Linked DNA regions of Homo sapiens: region 1 is linked to region 2. The links are chromatin contacts, found by Hi-C or POLR2A ChIA-PET in ENCODE. All regions are on one chromosome and are shown on one strand. Each heading gives the region's core, a stretch centred on a gene start or an enhancer-like site at or near the end of the contact. The rest is flanking DNA. Distances are from core to core; before and after follow the strand shown. Region 1 holds the start of IDH3A (isocitrate dehydrogenase (NAD(+)) 3 catalytic subunit alpha). Region 2 holds the start of TSPAN3 (tetraspanin 3).

Region 1 (6,037 bases), core at 748-3,247, 1.1 Mb before region 2:
AGTGATCCGCCCACTTTGGCCTCCCAAAGTGCTAGAATTACAGGCATGAGCCACCATGCCTGGCCACAACCTGAAATGGAAACTCAACAGAGGAACTGTCCTGATTGAAACCGGCATCCAGCTCAGCACCTCCACCATCCTGGGGTCAGCCTCTGAGCCACCTTCTGCTCCAATCCCTAAAGTGAGAAGCTGGCCCAGAAGTCAAATGACTCTGCCAAAGGTCACACAGGGAGTGCATGTCAGAGAACCTCATCTTCTGACTCCACAACCCAACACTTTCTGAATACCTACTATGAGGGTTTTTTCATGCAGATCACACTAAAGGCAAAACAGATTTACCAGCACAATCATTATCAAGTGTTGCTTTAGTGCCTCACTGTGAAGGCAAATGTACCTACCAAAGATGAATTGGGTGTTAAATGTAAGTTCAGAGATTAAAGGACTGAGTTCAGTTTTCACAGTGACACAGAAGTTGCTTTACTTTTAGGAGCAAATGTGACATAAGAGTTATCATCACAAGCAAATCTGGGTCTGAAGAGGGTGACAAAGTAGAATCTAGTTATTGAACAAAAAAACCAGTTAATGATGCCCATGAAAACCACTGTCTGTTGGAGACAGATAAACATATTGATAAGAAAGCTTCAGATTTTTGTTTTCCTTCTGTACATACCAAGTGCTTTCACATACATTATTTTATTTAATACTCAAACAATTCTGTGATGTAAGTATAGATATTCACAGATGGGCATATTAAGGCTTAGAGATGTTTAGTAATTTGCTTAGGGTCACACAGCCAATCAGTGGCATTGCTAGGATTTAAATCTGAGACTCCTAAATTCCAGTACAGAGATCTTTTCCTTAAATAACAGTGCATCTCTGGACCTCTCTTTAAACCGAAAAAATGGGAGAAAAGTAGTATCAAACTTACAGAAAAACGTTAAATTGTTTATAGATTTCTAGGGGACCACCCTTTCATAGCAACAGGAGACTTGAGGCCTGATGGCCTGTACCATCATTTGCTATGTGACCTTGGGAAATGGGAACCAAGACACCTAGGTTCCTCTCCCTGCTCTGACACCGACCTCCTGTGTGACCTTGAGCAAATTCTTCTTCAGGCACAGGTTAGTTCCACTGAGAAGCTACGGAACTGCATAGATGATCTGAAACCCTTTCCAGCTCTGGCATCTGAGCTGTCAAGGAGAGCTAAAGCGCTCCAGATTGCAGGATTCCCACCAATGAAAGGTAAAAGGAAGGCTCTGCTGGTCTCTCTCTCCGAAGGTTCAGACGGTAATTCCGAGGTGTAAGATGCCCTATCCTATGAAGGGGAAATAGCTACAAGAGCACTAGAGGTCTGACTGGGAAGAGCGCCAAAGGGAAAACAATCTGATAGGGAAAAGGGCCCCCGGATTCTCTCACCTGGGAAAACCTCCCAAGCTCAACGCCAGTGCCCGTGGCACCTGCGGTTCCCCGGCCAAGGGCCGCGCAGACAGCGGATGAGAGGTGTGGGCAGTGCTGAGGGGATCAGTCCCGCAGCAGGGCCGCAGCCGGGGAAGCGGCCCGGATGGCGGAGCCGGGACAGAGGCTCCCGTGACCTTCCCGGGCTCGGCGCGAAGCCTGGGCTCTGGCCTGGGCGGATGCGGGTGACGGCAGCCGGGTCTCGGCAGGAGCAGGGCCGGCGCCCCCCCGCCTTGACCTTGACGCCGTCCCCGCCTCTGCGCTGCTGACCCGGCCCGGGGCGGCCCATACACTGCGAGCCGGCCACGGAGCGCGGGGCACGGGCGACCAGGACCGGCTCCCAAGCTGTCCCCGCGGGCAGCCACCGCCTCCCTGTCTGGCCCACGCGCCCGCCCACACCCGGCACGCGACCGGCTCTCCTGCCAGCCCTCGCGGCCTGCCTGCCTGCCACACGCCGGCCTGCCAGCGCTCACCTTAGAGATCCACGCGGGCCCAGCCATCGCTTCCCCTCCTGGCTCCGCAGCAACAGCCGCAGCGGCAGTGCGCAAGCGCCCACCCCACGCTCGGAGCCCGCCCCTGCACGGCCACGCCCCCTGAACGCCCCGCCCCCTAGACCGCCTCAGGATTGCTTCGCGCTCGCTCGCTGCCCCGCCCCTGGACATTCCGCTGGCGAATCGCCGGGCTCGTCTCTCTGTGACTGGCCTGGCTGAGCGCCAGGCGAACCCGGAAACTGAGGGGCCGGCATCTCCGGGAAAGCTTCTTCCTCCCCTCCCTGGTTCATTGACTCGCTGTTAAGGTAAGACGTTTGTTCCACACCTACTAGGTGCTGATTAATGTTCTAGGATCTTGGGGATATAGCGCTCCTCATAGAATTTACAATCCCGTGGAGAAAGACACATAATTTTCTTATTCCACAAATTTTGATTTTTTTTTTTTTTTTGAGACCGGGTCTCACTCTGTCGCCCAGGCTGGAGTGCAGTAGCGCGAACAGGTTCACTACAAAGCCTCGACCTCCTGGGATCAAGTAATTACTAAGCCCAGCCCAACTTTGTTTTTTCTTTTCTTTTTCTTTTTTTTTTTTTTTTTTTTTCTCCGTAGAGATGGGGCCTCGCTATGTTGCTCAGGCTGGTCTGGAACTCCAGAGTTCAAGCGATCTGCTTGCCCCAGGCTCACAAAGTGAGCCACTGCGACTGGCCGAATTTTATTTTTTACCAGCTTTATTGAGGTATAATGTATATATAGTAACATTTACTCACTGTAAGTGTACAGTTTGATGATTTTTAGTAAATGTAAACAGTTGCACAACCATCACCACAATCCAGTTTTTGAGCATATGAAAATGTTCCTTGTGTCCGTTTATAGTCAATCCCGCTCCTGTCCTCAATCCCAGGCAACTACTAATCTGTCTATTTAGCTCAACAAATATTTCTGAGGGTCAACTAGACACCAGGCACTGTTTTAAGTGCTGGGGCTTAGTGTCCAGTAGGAAAGACAGGCTTCAATCAAGTGTCACACACATGTCATTAAAACTGTTGCGCCAAGAAGCAAAAGAGCAAGGAGCTATGGCAAGGCAAAATCAGGCAACCTGATTCAAACCTAACCTGGAGGTCAGGGAATGCTTCTCTGAAGAAATAACATCCATACTCACCTTTCCCCTTGTCCTCTCCCTGTCCATCACAAACTCCTGAGTTCCTGCTGATGGCCAGGCCTCTAGCTGGGTGCCAGGGGAGGTCAGGTGTTTAAACCAGGTCTCTGCTACCCTACCCTGGGAAGAGTTCTATCCAGAGAGGAGCTGCCTACCCACCCAGAGAGGTGATGAGTGCAGTAGAGAAGTGATCCCAAGAGCTTTTATGACCTAAATAATAAACTGCAGCTAAGTCTGTGGCCTTGTCAGGAAGGAGGGCTTTTATCAACCCCTTTCCATTGGGCCCCTTCCCCTCATCAGGCCCTGGCAGTCCCATCCTGAAGTGTTCTCCCACAGTTCCTCCATCCCCAATGTCACCCCTGCCCTCCTTCGGGCCAGACCACCTCAGGCCCAGGCTCTTACAACAGCCTCTTCACCTGCCAACCTGCCCTCCCCTTCAGGCACAGCTCTGACCAGGGCTCGCCCCGGCTCTGAAACCTCCTGGCTCTCCCTTGCACTCTCCTCTCACACCACTGTCTTTTTTCAGCCTGATTTCCCACCACTCCTTCCAGCCCCAAAGACCTGGAGCGCCTGCCAACTAGGACTGCTGGCCAGCCCCCAAATGCTTCCCATATTTTACCTCTCCGTGCCTATGGTCGTGCCATTCCCTCAGCCTCAATGCCCTCTTGCCCCACTTCTACTGGCTGAAATTCTAGCTCCTTGTCAAGACTCAGCTTACATGTTGGGAAGTAGTAAAAGTTGTAAAAGCCCCCAAGACCCACGAATGTGTCCCCCTCTCCTTACTCAGAGCCCTCTAGCACTTGGCTCCCACCTCTCCTGGGAAACATCACATTCTCTTCTGCTGTGTGCCATTGAGAAGATAAGCTTTGGGCCAGGCGTGGTGACTCACGCCTGTAATCCCAACACTTTGGGTGGCCGACGCAGGTGGATCACTTGAAGTCAGGAGTTGGAGACCAGCCTGGCCAACATGGCAAAACCCTGTCTCTACTAAAAATACAAAAATTAGTTGGGCGTGTTGGCACATGCCTATAATCCCAGTGACTCAGGAGACTGAGGCATCAGAATCGCTTGAACCCACGAGGCAGAGGTTGCAGTGAGCCGAGATCATGCCACTGCACTCCAGTCTGGGTGACAGAGCGAGACTCTGTCTCAAAAGAGATAGAGAGAAGATATGCCTTAAGTCCAGAGATAATCTTGATGATCTCTTATGACGTTGTTTCTGGAACAGAGACTGGTACACAAGGAATACTTGCTGCTCAGTGATTGTGAAATAAACATTGACTGACTTTGTCCAGTCTTCATTTAATCTTCACAACAACCCTATGAGAAAACTGAAGTACAGCTAGTAAGTGATGATGCTGGCATTCACACTAGGAAGCTTCCTAAGTACTAAGGCAGTTCTCCTAACTGCTGAACTTTCGCTGAGGGCCAGTCCAATCCTACAAAGGCTTCCCAAGCCATTCTCTAGCAAGTGCACTGTGAGAACAAAAAATGAACAAGACCCACTCCTACCCTCCAGATCTAGTGAGGGAGAAACTCAGAAGTCTCAGATGGAAGTTGGGGGGTGATCAAGGAAGATTGCACAATGGAGATGGCATTTGAATCAGTCCTTGAAGAGGTAAAATGTCAGCAGCTGGAGGGACATGCAGGAAACAGAAATGACCTCACCTTGAGCTGAGATCTGTTCCCTGAGTCAGCCCTTGGCTCCAGAAGCCCCAGTCACCATTCCTCGAACATGTTCTAGAGTTCCTCCAAGATGCAGGTCACTCTCCTCTGGAAAAGCCCTTTTTCCTTGTCCCTTGCACTGTGTAGTGCCCAGAGATACCATCAGCAAAGTATGTTTGGACAAGACGGTGGGAAAACTTTGCCACTCAGGAGAAGAATCTAGAAAGTGCACCCTTATCTGTAATAACAAGCACTATCCAATCCAGGTGTGCTTCACTCTAAGGAAAAAAAAAAAGATTTTAAAATCAAGAGGCCAGGTGCGGTGGCTCACTCCTGTAATCGCAGCACTTTGGGAGGCAGAGGTGGGTGGATCGCCTGAGGTCAGGAGTTTGAGACCAGCCTGGCCAATATGGTGAAACCCCATCTCTCCTAAAAGTAACAAAAATTAGCCAGGGGTGGTGGTGTGCATCTGTAGTCCCAGCTACTCAGGACGCTGAGGCAGGAGAATCACTTGAACCTGGGAGGCGGAGATTGCAGTGATCCAAGATCGCACCACTGCACTCCAACCTGGGTGACAGAGCGAGACTCTGTGTCAAATAAATAAATAATAAAATCAAGATAGCAATTTTTAAGTGAATAAATCAGCAAAACAGAATATACATTATTCACATACCAAATGTTTATTTTTTGTTACAAAAGAAATTCATTTCAACAGTTTTCCTACTTTATTTAAAATATTATTTTCATTAAAGATATGATTGGCAAAGGGTTCATCCCTATCTCTAAGTTAGGAAAAGATCCAACAAATTGGTAAAGAAGGTATTAGGACTTTAGTAAATAAATGGGAAAAGGGGACTGGGCGCGGTGGCTCACGCCTGTAATCCCAGCACTTTGGGAGGCAGAGGTGGGTGGATCACGAGGTCCGGAGTTCAAGACCAGCCTGGCCAAGATGGTGAAAGCCTGTCTCTACTAAAAATACAAAAAATTAGCTGGGCGTGGTGGCGGGTACCTGTAATCCCAGCTACAAAGGAGGCTGAGGCAGAGAACTGCTTGAACCTGGGAGGCCGAGGTTGCAGTGAGCCGAGATCGTGCCACTGCACTCCAGCCTGGGCGACAGAGTAAGACTCTGTCTCAAACAAAACAAAACAAAAAACATAGGCCGGGCATGGTGGCTCATTCCTGTAATCCCAGCACTTTTGGAGGCCGAGGCGGGCAGATCACAAGGTCAGGAGGTCAAGACCAGCCTGGTTAACATAGTAAAACCCCCTCTCT
Region 2 (6,350 bases), core at 3,595-6,094:
TTCCGATTTTTCTATAACAATCATTGTATTCGTCAGGATTCTTGATGAGAAATTACAGAAATAGACTCCAGCTACCTTGAGCAGGAAAGGATTTATTGTAAGAACATTAGGTAGTTCCAGCATCCTTCGGAATGCTGGAAGCTGTGGAAGGTTTAGTAGGAGGGATCTCAGCCAAGGTCAAACCACAGGGATGGTGTGGTTAGGCGGCTGCTGCCGGCACTGCCACCCCGGCACACACAGTCGGCGCTGCTGCCAGACTCAATGCCTGCACTGCCACCGTAAATACTCTCTTTTACTGTCCCTGTGTCTTTGCGTCACTCCCTGAAGGTCCAGATTTCTGGGCAGGATCATCTGACTTGCCAGTATCTATCACATGGCCATGTTCTAGCTGCCTGAGTGCAGGGAGAAAGACTGTCAGGCTCCAGTCTGGGTGCCCCCAAAATTCATACAATGGGGATCTTCCCAAACAGGCAGGGCGATCCAATGCAGGATAGCGCAAAAAAAGACAAATGGCCACAAGCAGGTATTGTTATTATTATTATTATTTGCAATGGCCCAAATCATACTACAGAGCAGATTTAAGAAAGGCACAAACCAGGCTGGGCACGGTGGCTCACGCCTGTAATCCTAGCACTTTGGGAGGCTGAGGCGGGCGGATCACGAGGTCAGGAGATCAAGACCATCTTGGCTAACACGGTGAAACCCCGTGTCTACTAAAAATACAAAAAATTAGCCGGGCATGGTGGCAGGTGCCTGTAGTCCCAGCTAATCGGGAGGCTGAGGCAGGAGAATGGCGTGAACCTGGGAAGCGGAGCTTGCAGTGAGCCAAGATCGTGCCACTGCACTCCAGCCTGGGCGAGAGAGTGAGACTCCGTCTCAAAAAAAAAAAAAAAAAAAAAATGGAAGGCACAAACCACCACAAGCAGGCATTGCTTTACAATGGAAAGAAAATGAATAAACCTTTTCTTTTTTGGTAAAAGATAGACTCTTTGTGTCATACAACATGGATCAGAGTGAATTTTACTTCACACAGTACGGGTTGAAGAACAGAGTTTATTAGGGCAAGTTACAGGCCAGGGGTCAGTAAGCGAAGTCACAATTGCTCCATCCTCCCATCATCCCCAGACAGGTGTGCCACTGTCAGATGCAGCAAGACAGAGTGGGTCTGTGCTTCCTTGGGAGGGACTTCATGCCCTCAGTTGCTCTCTTAGCAACTTTGTCAGTGGAGGTAAAATCAGACTTCCTGAGCACTGGGCAGTAGGAATTTGGAGTTCCAAGAGTTACCCAGGAAGGCTAATTTTCCAGTAAGAAGGATCCTCTCGGTGGGTAGAAGGGGTCAGTGAGGGAGACTGTGGGTCATAATATCCAAGTCTTGGCCCAGGGAAAAGGATGGGTGGACTATTCATGAAGCTAAGGAACACAGGTAGAGGAGAGGCAGGTTGAGGGGAAATTATGAGTTCAGTTTGGGACCTGCCGGGTCTGGCACACATATAAGTTAACCCCATACAAGGTTATGGTATGGTCCCTGTTATAAACTCTCACAGCAGCCTGAGGGTCTCCTTTGTATTGCTTATCCCAGTTGCAATTAGATAAATAATTTCATAATTAGCGTTGAATCTCCGCTCTGGATTGCAAGCTCCCTGGGGCCATCACACACCCAGGTCTAACCACTATGTTGCTAGAACCACCCCCCACCACGTGGCATAGGGTCAGGCACAGAGTAGGTAACCAATAAATGTGTTGAATCAATAAATGAATCCACCTGGAGCAACACAGCAGGCAGTCGGATTCATGGAAAGGAAATTGAGAGAAAGACCTGGGCTGAAGCTGTAGGTTCAGGAAAGTCCTGCACGTGGATAGCAACGGAATCCAGTGCTCTGGGTGAGCTGGCCCAGGTTGGTTGAGAAAATCAAAAGACCTAAGCCAGAACTCTGGGAGACACCAACATCCAATGGGTGCAAGGAACAGGTGCTGCTGCAAAGGCAGACAGTGAACTAAGAGATGATGGTGTTATGGAAGCTAAGGAAAGGCAGAGTTCTGAGTACGAAGAAGTCAACGGAGCCAAATATGGTTAGGTCTCGGAAACAGTAAACTCCGGTGATTACAAAGCACCTGTGTGCCAGGTACTTTTCTGACAGCTATATGTATATGAATGCACTTAATTCTCACAGCAATCACATGATAATTAGGGAAGTAATGTCATCATCATTTTCTCCCTATGATGGGGATACTGAGGCACAGAGAGAGGACCCAGCTAGGCTACCTGGTCCCCGAGCCTGTGCTCTTAACCATGATATATGCCACCTCAGAGAAGGGGTAGCAGATAAGTCACTGGTAACATTGACAAGAGCGATATCGGTGGCACTGTGGGGGTGATGCCACATGGCAGTGAGTCAAAAAGTGAGGCCAGGCACGATGGCTCACGCCTGTAATCCCAACACTTTGAGAGGCCAAGGCAGGTGGATCATGAGGTCAGGAGTTCAAGACCAGCCTGACCAACATGGTGAAACCCCGTCTCTACTAAAAATACAAAAATTAGCCAGGTGTGGTGGTGGACACCTGTAATTCCAGCTACTCAGGAGGCTGAAGCAGGAGAATCGCTTGAACCTGGGAGGCGGAGGTTGCAGTGAGCGGAGATTGCACCACTGCACTCCAGCCTGGGCGACAGAGCGAGACTACATCTCAACAACAAAAAAAAGTGAGTGGGAAGCAAAAGAGTCAAGGGCAGAAGTCCAGCCCCTTGCTACAAAGAGGGGCCCAGCTGCACCCCCACCACCTGGAGTCTGCATCCTCAGGTGATCTGTGCGCAAGGCAAAGTCTGAGAAGCACTGGATGAGATGACTCTTTTAGGAACTTTGGCTAAGAGAAGAAAGAAAAAGTAAAACATGGTGTTTAAGTGAGAGGCTTTTCTTTTTAGGATAGGAGAGGCATGACCATGCTTGTAAACTCAGAACTGTGGTTTGCAGCCCCAACAGCATATTCGAATCACCTGGTGTGTTTTTGAAAAACACCTGATTCCCTGAGGCTCGCCCCCAGAGAATCTGATGGAGTTTGTCTGTGTGGCCCAGATGATTGTAATGTGGGGGGGGGGGGGGTCTGAGACCCACTCAAGGAGAAGGCACAAGAAGGACTTGATGAGACCTTCACAGGGAAATGAGAAGGGACACGATGAGGATGAAGAAATGCAAAGGGGATGTTTTGGAAAAGGAGGAAAAGCACTCAGAGCAAAGCAGACAGAGAAATTTACAGAGGGCAGAGGCGTCAAGAAGATAGATGTTCAAAGGGAATCATGTTTGAGAGCCCATCATTTTTCTTTCTTTAACTAGGACCTCCATGGTATGGCAAGAATGGCACTTGAAACACTTAGATGGTGTTACTGGTCTGCTCAAAGGCTTCTGCCTGGCGTAGTAGGCTGTTGGTGATCCGGCCTCGCTCACCTCCAGCACACTAGGCTCTCTGTGTTCCCCTTCCTACAGCACAGTGATCATGTTCCGGTCTCTGGGCCTTTGTCCTTGCTGCTCTCATCTTTGGGCTGTTCCCCTCACCTCCCTTGGGTCCCCTCCAATGTTCTCTCCTCAGAGAGGACTCCTCTCATCACTCTATTCCTTTCCTCTGAATTGTTTCCTAACACTACCTCATGTCATATACCCACTTGCCCGTTTGTTTATGGTCTGCCTCCTCTGCCCGAACGAATGTAAGCCATGGAAGGAAGGATACGTCTTGCTCACAGTGGAATATCCACCACCGACAACAGTGAGGCCCAGAGGGGACACGCGGCAAGTTTGATGAGTGAATAAATGGCTGTTGCTGCTGCTTGGTGTAAATGCACAGGATGCTGAGATTAACAGGTACTTCTGAGAGTGCCTGGGAAAGGTGATGAGTGGGGGAGATTGCATGAGAGCGAGCTGATAAAGACCAGTAAATGGAAATCCTTACGGGCGCGGTCAAGGAGGGAGTGCAGGATTATAATGGCAGGAAAGACAGCAAACAGAGGCAGTTTATTGTGTGACTGATGATGTGTTTTTTGCACTAGACCACTTACTATGTGTGGCTCTGGGCGAACTTCTTAACCTTTCTAAGCCTCAATTACCCGATCAGTAAAATGAGGCTGATAACCATAGTGCCTTCCATCCAGGGTTGTGGTGGGGGTTAAATGAACTAATGGAGCCTGGCACCGGGTGAGCACCCAATAATTAATTGCTATGACGGATTCAAGATTGGGGGAAGAATGTGAAATGTTGCAATGCAAAGAGATGTTTCTGTAATCGTTGCGAATCTTGGTCCAAAACTTACTACCCTGGAATAGAACTTGTTCCCAACCACTCACCCACACAAACATGTCTCTGCCTTGCTAACGCCATCACCAGCCTTTTCTCCTCTCTGACTCTTCTGAGGTCTAGCCCAGCGCCTGGTACAATAAGTTTCTCCATAAGTATTTGTTGTTTTTCTTTGCACTTCTCACCAACAGTGCTGCCAAGATTTTAACCTGGTCAGGAGAATCTGGTCAGGCAGAGATTAGTGTCTCCAACCTTCCTAGGGGAGAATGGGCTAGGTAGAAAGATAGCACTCAGAGGGCTCTGAATCATCTATAAGGGTGGCATAGTCATAGGAGGAGAGTGGGTTTGGTCCACCAGAACCTCCCTAGGGAGCCATCTGCGTCCAAGGGCGGCCAGAGGCCAAGAAAAGGCGCTGAGGCCTTGGCTCCTTTAAGAGGCGTGGCCTCACTGCAGCCTCCGCAGAGGCGATTGGCTGAAGCTACCGGCCGCGTGGGGCGGGACTCGGTTGCCAGGGAGCGGCGCGGGAGCCCTGAGGGGACTGCGGCGGCTGCGCGGAGGAGCGAGGCACTTGCTGGGGTCGGGGCTGCGCGACGGCGCAGGGGCTGCGGGGAGCGCCGCGCAGGCCGTGCAGTTCCTAGCGAGGAGGCGCCGCCGCCATTGCCGCTCTCTCGGTGAGCGCAGCCCCGCTCTCCGGGCCGGGCCTTCGCGGGCCACCGGCGCCATGGGCCAGTGCGGCATCACCTCCTCCAAGACCGTGCTGGTCTTTCTCAACCTCATCTTCTGGGTGAGCGGGGCCGGGCAGAGCGAGGGGCCGGCGGCGGGGCCGGGCGAGGCCGCGGCGGAGGCGCCCGTGGGGGCCGGGCTTGGGCCTGGGCGGGCGCGCGGGGGCCGCGCGCGGGCCCTCAGGCGGCTGAGGCGAGGGGAGGGCCGGGTGTGAGGCCGCTTCGCGAGGTCCCTGCCGGACCAAGCCGGGAGCCTGGGCGCGGAGGACAGCGAGGGGAGGCCTTCAGGGACTCCACGGCCTCCAGCCGGCGCCTCCGCGCTCGGCCCACGCGGGCTGGCTCCGTGCCAGGCGCCCCAGTCTCCCCCCCCCGGAGTCGCCGGCTGGACGGAGAGCGCTTATTGCAGACTGTAGCAGGACGTCGGGCTCGAAATAGGATCTTCGCCAGAGGCTCAGGTTCCGCGCTCTTTGTCGGGGCCTCGCAGACGAGTGGCCGTCCCGAGGCGGGCAGATCCGCGGGGACGCTGCGGAGCCGGGGCGGGGGTTCCACTTAACGCCCTTTGTGTGTGGAGAACCGGCTGACTGTCACCAGCCCAGAAAATGAAGGGTTTCAACTCGAGGAGCCAAATAATCCATTGACCAAGAACATCGGTCTATTTGTTTTGGTCATGGGGGTGACCAAACTGTGAGATTATAACTCTTGGTTAAATATATGATGGAGATGTCACAAGATTTTGAAAGTGATGAGTTCACTTTCAATAAAAGGTGGCTTATGAATTTTTAAGGGGTACACCCTCTTTGAAAGGAATGTTTATGTCATCTTAGTTTGGGTCCTTATCTCATCAGGGACTTTTATAGTAACCTAAGTTGTTCCTATCCGTCTCTCCACCCTCCAGCCCATCTGGACTTTGCACCCGGATAAATCTTTTAAAACGTTTCCTCTATCACATCACTTGATCTGAAAATAAGGAAAACAGAAGCTTCAGCGGTAGAATAAGGTTCAACTCCTTCCCCTGGTCTTGGAGCAGAAGTCCTCAGTCTGGTCCCAAATCACCTTGCCTCTCTGAACTTGTCATTTCCTTAAACACTTGAGTGCCCTGGACAGATTGCTCTGTCCACAGTCGCCAGAGCACTCCTTGAACATTCCGGTTAACCATACTGTGCCTCTTCCTCCTCCCCATTCAGCTCCTCCCTCCCACGCATACGCACACCTGTTCTGGAAAGAATCCTTTCCTCCTCCCCCGACCCCCCAACAAGGGATAAAACTTCATATCCTGACAGCTGTCTCATAAAAGGATGGTTATATGTTAAAAAGCACTTGCTACACACTTGTATTGCCAGAGTCCTTCGGG

Evidence for each region. A loop is a pair of places that touch in the nucleus more often than their neighbours do. ChIA-PET counts read pairs that join two places held with the same protein, here RNA polymerase II (POLR2A). Pooled maps may share reads with other maps.
Region 1: a loop to region 2 is called in a map of CD8-positive, alpha-beta T cell, with 10 times the contacts of the local background. The contact joins the promoter of IDH3A here to the promoter of TSPAN3 in region 2. A Hi-C loop is called at or near these places in 1 of 168 maps with a recorded cell type or tissue (CD8-positive, alpha-beta T cell) and 6 of 50 pooled maps. POLR2A ChIA-PET finds 5 or more read pairs at or near these places in 2 of 52 experiments (PC-9 and activated CD4-positive, alpha-beta T cell).

Annotation. Positions count from the first base shown.
Region 1 is chr15:78,145,322-78,151,358 of GRCh38, reverse strand. IDH3A (isocitrate dehydrogenase (NAD(+)) 3 catalytic subunit alpha) reads right to left here and starts at 1,997. Exons shown (of 11, transcript NM_005530.3): 1 at 1,929-1,997. The coding sequence starts at 1,955. It overlaps LOC124903534 (a long non-coding RNA gene), which reads left to right and starts at 2,140. Exons shown (of 2, transcript XR_007064725.1): 1 at 2,140-2,251; 2 at 3,627-6,037. RefSeq lists a silencer at 1,458-2,037.
Region 2 is chr15:77,069,603-77,075,952 of GRCh38, reverse strand. TSPAN3 (tetraspanin 3) reads left to right here and starts at 4,844. Exons shown (of 7, transcript NM_005724.6): 1 at 4,844-5,061. The coding sequence starts at 4,999. RefSeq lists an enhancer at 4,478-4,537 and a silencer at 4,678-5,377.